Linked DNA regions of Homo sapiens: region 1 is linked to region 2. A link is a loop called in an ENCODE intact Hi-C map of the cell type or tissue named here. Cell type or tissue: heart left ventricle. All regions are shown on one strand. Links, peaks and the distances in the headings refer to the core of each region. The heading gives the core; the rest is flanking DNA.

The links. Peaks named below come from ENCODE experiments on the same cell type or tissue, not always from the same donor. Only the 100,000 strongest peaks of a DNase experiment are listed, where the experiment ranks them.
Region 1: a loop joins it to region 2, with 4 times the contacts of the local background. A loop is called at or near these places in 2 of 110 quality-filtered maps.

The regions. Positions count from the first base shown.
Region 1 is chr3:30,621,023-30,623,944 of GRCh38, reverse strand. All of the region lies in intron 1 of TGFBR2 (transforming growth factor beta receptor 2), which reads right to left. Among named protein-coding and RNA genes, the nearest start is that of TGFBR2, 16 kb to the right of the region's middle. In heart left ventricle, for the core only: no CTCF peak of the experiment used is centred there; no DNase peak of the experiment used is centred there; H3K27ac peaks cover 1,457 bases.
Region 2 is chr3:30,284,790-30,287,711 of GRCh38, reverse strand. No RefSeq gene overlaps it. Among named protein-coding and RNA genes, the nearest start is that of LINC01985, 230 kb to the left of the region's middle. In heart left ventricle, for the core only: no CTCF peak of the experiment used is centred there; a DNase peak (open chromatin) is centred at 1,541; H3K27ac peaks cover 1,529 bases.

The DNA.
Region 1 (2,922 bases), core at 92-2,591, 340 kb before region 2:
GTCTTGAACTCTTGACCTCAGGTGATCCACCTACCTTGGCCTCACAAAGTGCTGGGATTACAGGCATGAGCCACAGCGCCCAACCTCTTCTCTGTATGTTTATTCAGACATTCATGTTTAAGAATTTCTGAGAAAGGAAGCCAAAGATAATAATACCTGACCTCTATGTCTATATGATGAAGAAGTGCACTTCCTATGTAAAGATGCCCGTATTCCTGATTAGGTTAAGCAACTTGAAGTTCTAGTGAGGGGCAAAACTACAGGACTGCAGAAACTGGCATAGCCTTTTACACATGGCAGCATTTGTCTACTGATAATGGTGACACAACCTCCAAGAGGGCAGACCACACGGTGTATTAAAGAGAAGCTGTCCCCATAAGAAAAGGGGAAAAGTAAAATGACTCATTACATAGTTTGAAATCTCTTATGATGGGTGGACAAAACCCTCAAAGAAGAAATTCTCCAGTCTTAAATTGGGCTTTTAATGTTCGAGGCAAGAACAAGTCTCCTGATGAGTACACTGCCATCGCCTCTTTAACAATTTAGCTATGAAAATATGAAAATACGAGGAGACTATAGATTTTTATCTTAGATTTACTTACAAATTAAGCAGTGAGGGAGCATGACTAAAAATAGAAAAATGATGAAAAGATTAATTAATGATACTTTACTATGTCTCAGTGGATGGGCAGTCCTATTACAGCTGGGGCAGATGATTTCATCTTTCTGGGCCTCCATTTCCACATCTGTAAAACAGGATAATTATATCCATCTCAGAGAGCTGTTTTTAAAATTACAGATGACAGGAAAGTGAAACTGTTTTGAAAATAATGAAGCTTTCTATTACTGTGAGATTATTAAAAGATTATTATAACTAGACATGGTCAATATGTTTTCTTCAAAGTTATCAGACTAGACATTTTTCCCTCTGGTGATCTTTCACCCATATGTCTCAATCATACTGAAATTATTCAAATCACTTCTTTTTTCTGTTTTCCTGGTACTAGTTTCTCTTTTTCTTTTTCTTTTTCCTTTCTCTTTTTTTTTTTTTTTTTTTTTTTTTTTGAGACAAAGTCTCGCTCTGTTGCCCAGGCTGGAGTGCAGTGGTGCGATATCGGATCACTGCAACCACTGTCTCCTGGGTTCAAGTGATTCTCCTGGCTCAGCTTCCTGAGTAGCTGGGATTATAGGCGTGTCCCACCACTCCTAGCTAATTTTTGTATTTTTAGTAAAGACAGGGTTTCACCATGTTGGTCAGGCTGGTCTCAAACTCCTGACCTCGTGATCCGCCTGCCTCGGCCTCCCAAAGTGCTGGGATTACAGGCCTGAGCCATTGCACTGGCTGGTACTAGTTTTCTATCTGCCTGAAGAAGTACGCAAATGACTATTTTCATGACTTTTTTTTTTGCCTTTAATATTATTTAACAGCTATTTTAACAATGAAAGACATTTTACATATTCTCAAAAGGTATGTACCAAAGAAGGGTGTGGGCAGAAATGTTCACAAAATCAGGACCTTTCATTGCATCTTGGTGACCACCAATAAAGTACACAGAAACCCATAGTGAACTGAGGTCTAAGTGGCTGCTATCAACCAACACAATCTTGAACTGCTGAGTCTGATCATTTCATTTTCTTAAAACTTCAGGACAGTTCAATTTAGAGAGCACAAGAGTGAAGTTAGCCTCCCTGGTCATCTAAAGCAACATGGGAAGGTAATTTAAGAAAAGTGACACCATATCAATCACTTTCCCAAGCTTTTCAGGGGCTCACTCCAAAGACTTTCTTGATGATAAATTTTATTAAAGTGCTGATCATAATCAAAACAGTACATTGTATCAGAGGTCAAGCATTGTTTTTCACTTCCCTTCCCAGAACTTATTAAAGATGTACCTCTGAAGAAAGACATAAGGAAGAACAAAATTGTTTTGACTCACAGAAAATGGCTTACACAGACATCTAATACTTAGTCAAGTTGCTTATATATATGAAATAAGTTATACCTTGGGAGTAACAAAGCCAATAGGCTTGGCTCATAGGGGGCTAACTACGGCTGCAGCAGTTATTCAAGAAGTTAACATATTCTCTCCTGTCCCCTGAAGACACCACAGGCATCTCAGTAATAAACTGATAACAACCAATACTCAAGAGTTTGTGAAAATGCTTTGTAAAGTGCTGAATAATGTAAGTGATTATCTACTTACCACAAACGTCCTCACCAACATCATCATTAAAATCTTGAAAGATAAGTGCTTTTCAGTAGTTTTGAGAGTGAACCAATGACATGCTAAATTAAAAGCATTATATTTCAACCATTTCCAATAAGTGCCACAGAATATTAAGACTTAAGAATATTAAAATTCTGGTCAGGTGCAGTGGCCCATGCCTGTAATCCCAGCACTTTGGGAAGCCGAGGAGGGTGGATTGCCTGAGGTCAGAAGTTCAAGAGCAGCATGGCCAACATGGCAAAACCCTGTCTCTACTAAAAATACAAAAATTAGCCAGGTGTGGTAGTGGGCACCTACAATCCCAGCTACTCGGGAGGCTGAGGCAGGAGAATAACTTGAACCCAGGAGGCAGAGGTTGCAGTGAGCTGAGGTCGTGCCATTGTACTCCAGCCTGGGTGAGAAGAACAAAACTCTGTCTCAAAAAAAAAAAAAAAAAAAGAATATTAAAATTCTTATTTCATCTCCTTTTCCTCTATAGATAGAGCAGGTAGGGCACTACCAGTCCAAATCTATGTAATGTGATGTCAGTGGTAGCTCCAGAATTCCCATAGAGGAGTGGCTACATGGGTGATGATCTGGCTGAAAGGGAGGCAGGCAACACAGCTGGAAGCTGTGCTTGCACAAGAGAACACTACTTGTGGTACCTAGACTGCATGTTTATTCAGGATGGATGGGGACTATGGTGGACGAGAAG
Region 2 (2,922 bases), core at 219-2,718:
TTAATCACCTTCTAAAGGTTTCACCTCTTAATACTATCACATTGGTGATTAAGTTTCAACATGAAATTGAGAGGGAATGCAGTCAAACCATAGCATATACAAATCATACTAAGAAAAATTTTCCAATATTGACTTTTCCAGTAATTTAAAACAGTCACAGGAATCTGTGCCACTGTAGAAAGCTGCAAATAGGGCTGCAAACGAGCACCCAGTACTTCTGATCTAACTGATGTTACAGTGAAAATGCTGTCATGACAGAGGCATGGTTACCCTGTATCCACAGGGTATGCACTGTGCCTTTTGGAAATGGAGTATGTTAATCAATGTCATAAGAGCTAAGCTGCAACATTGACTGGATATTTGAACAGGACACATCTATGGTGTAAATTCAGCTTTGAGTCATCACTTCTTTAGTTGTTGTAGCTGGAGTAAAAAAATTCATGAAAACACCAACTCATTCAATTATAGGATGCAGAAAAATTTGGAAGGGATGGAAGGCTGTTTTGTAGAACACAATGGGTATAAAAGCCTTGAGTAAGACTGAGAAATTATGATCCCATTGAAGTCATTGGACATACATTTTCTGAGTATCTGCTCTATTCTGGCAGTGTGTCTGGTCCTATAGAGGCAGTGAAGCCCAAAACAGTGCCCCAGGCCTCAAAAAGTTTCAAATCGTGAGACTGGGGTAGAAGGAGAGATGGCCTTAAGGAAAGAGGGTATGAGTCAGCTTTTGCTGCAATGATGCTGGGCAGCAAACATTCAAAAATCAGTGACTTAAAACAAGCTAAATAGTATTGTAACCCAGGTTTCTCGACTCAACAAAAGTTCAATACCACCTTAAAAAGCCTATTTAGACATTCTTTTAATCTCACTCCTTCTAATTGAAATTGAAATGCCTCAGATAAATTACACATCTGTTTACATATTATATGTATATCCATGCTTTATGCATTAAAAAGTAAGATTTTTTTTGCCTTCCAGTGCCAATTTTCACCCCTTTTGGGCAACATTGCTCCATTAATAATGCATGATCTAACCCACCTTTGGGGGTTCAGGAAAAAGCTTCCAGAGACTTTAATACTTGGATTGCACCTTGGAGGTAGCAGGATTTTTCCAAACAAACAAGAGAGAAGTGTATTCTAACCATTAGGAATAGCACTGGTACCAATGGGTAAAAGAACCTTCTGTACTTTGGAAACTGCCAGGGTGGTTGGAATGCCAGGCTAAGGTCAGGGTGTGGTATGAGAGAAAGCTGGAGAGGTAGGCATATTATGAATCAGAGCCATGGTAAGCACCTCACCATGAAATCAACATTTCCCAGACTTTTCTCAGCCTTTTTTGCCTGCTTATATTCTAGGCATAGAATCAACTTTGCTTCTGAGGACAACTGTATCTTACTTTAGCCTTCAAAATACTCCCACAATTGAAGGGGAGGGCTCCTTGCAGCAACAAGGCTAGCAACTGGGGTGTGAAAACTGCTATTCTCCTTCTGAATGGGTCAGCTGGGAAATCAAGGGAAATGAATCATTGAAAACAGCTGTGTGGGTTGACCATGGCTTGGCAGTTGGCCATTGTTTGCCAGTAAAAGTAGCAGCAGAAATCAACCTGTACTGAATGCTACCCGTACATTTGGCTCAACCAATTTCTTAGAAGCTGATTTAAAGATTCTTCCCAAATTTACTATTAACAAAAAAGCCTGTACCACAGAAAGAAATATTTGGATTGCCTGTCAGTTTGCAGTATTTATGTCAACTCCTGTATGTTCCACTTTGGCAGCTTTGGCAAGTAAAAACTAAACAAAATAAAAATGATGCCATGAAGTAAAACACACATTCTCTTTTGCCAGATTTTTAGTATGTTCCTAATTTCTAAACCAAAAATTTGGTCACTATGACGTGACTAACATGAACCTCCCTAGGAATGGAAAGTAAATAAATATGAAACTAGGACTATTTTAAAAAATGTGAACGTAAAATCACTAAATTTTAGGCAAATTTTGGACTTAGTAAAAACAATCATGTTGTGAAATACTAAAATAATTCCCTGACCTACAACTAATTAGTTTACTTCAGATTTCACTAAGATATTTTAACCTCAACAAACAGCAAAAATCCTTCTTTCAACTGAATACTTGCAAAATTAAATTCCAGAACCCATCTTTAAGTTTGGCTCCCATAACCCAATATGCGATAGCTATGTGATATGCTCAAGTTGTCCATATTTTTGCAACATGTGGAGAAACAGGAAGCCCAGAACAGTCAAATGCAGGCCCTTATGCAGACATAATGTAATTGTGTTCAGACAGGATATTCATTCTTCTGGGTTTTATTAGGTGCACTCTAATTAATTAAAGAATGACAGACGTCATTGCGGAATTCTTCATCCCTCCAGTTAAGGCATCATTTTCAGGGCATGATACCATCTTAATGAAAATGATCCATTATTACCATGTTAAACAGATACAAATAACAAAAACCAAGTTAAACAGGAAGAAATGAACCTAGCTATAAATCACAGGTGAAACTAAGCCCAACCTAATTTGCAATGCAGAAGTTTCTCTGTTTCAGATGTTCTACTCTGGTAGTAGCTCCGGCCTTCCCATTATAGGCACCCTCTCCACCACCAGCAGCCTTCTTAGGTATCAGCTCTGGAGCATTCTTCTCTTGACTATCAATGTTCCATGACACTGAGAACCTTCCATTCAGCCAGAGGTCAGGTAACTTTGAGTCTTCATCAGCTTGCTGGAGACACTGAATGCACTGAAGGTATTTTTAAAAGAGAATACAGAATCATGGAGACTTGAGAGGTAGGCTGATCTATATCCCTGTTCTTTCCCTCAGGAGAGATGAAGTCACATAGTGACTACATTGAATAAAGAATAACTTCAATATCAACTGAATTCTGAAAATTAAGAGATCTGCT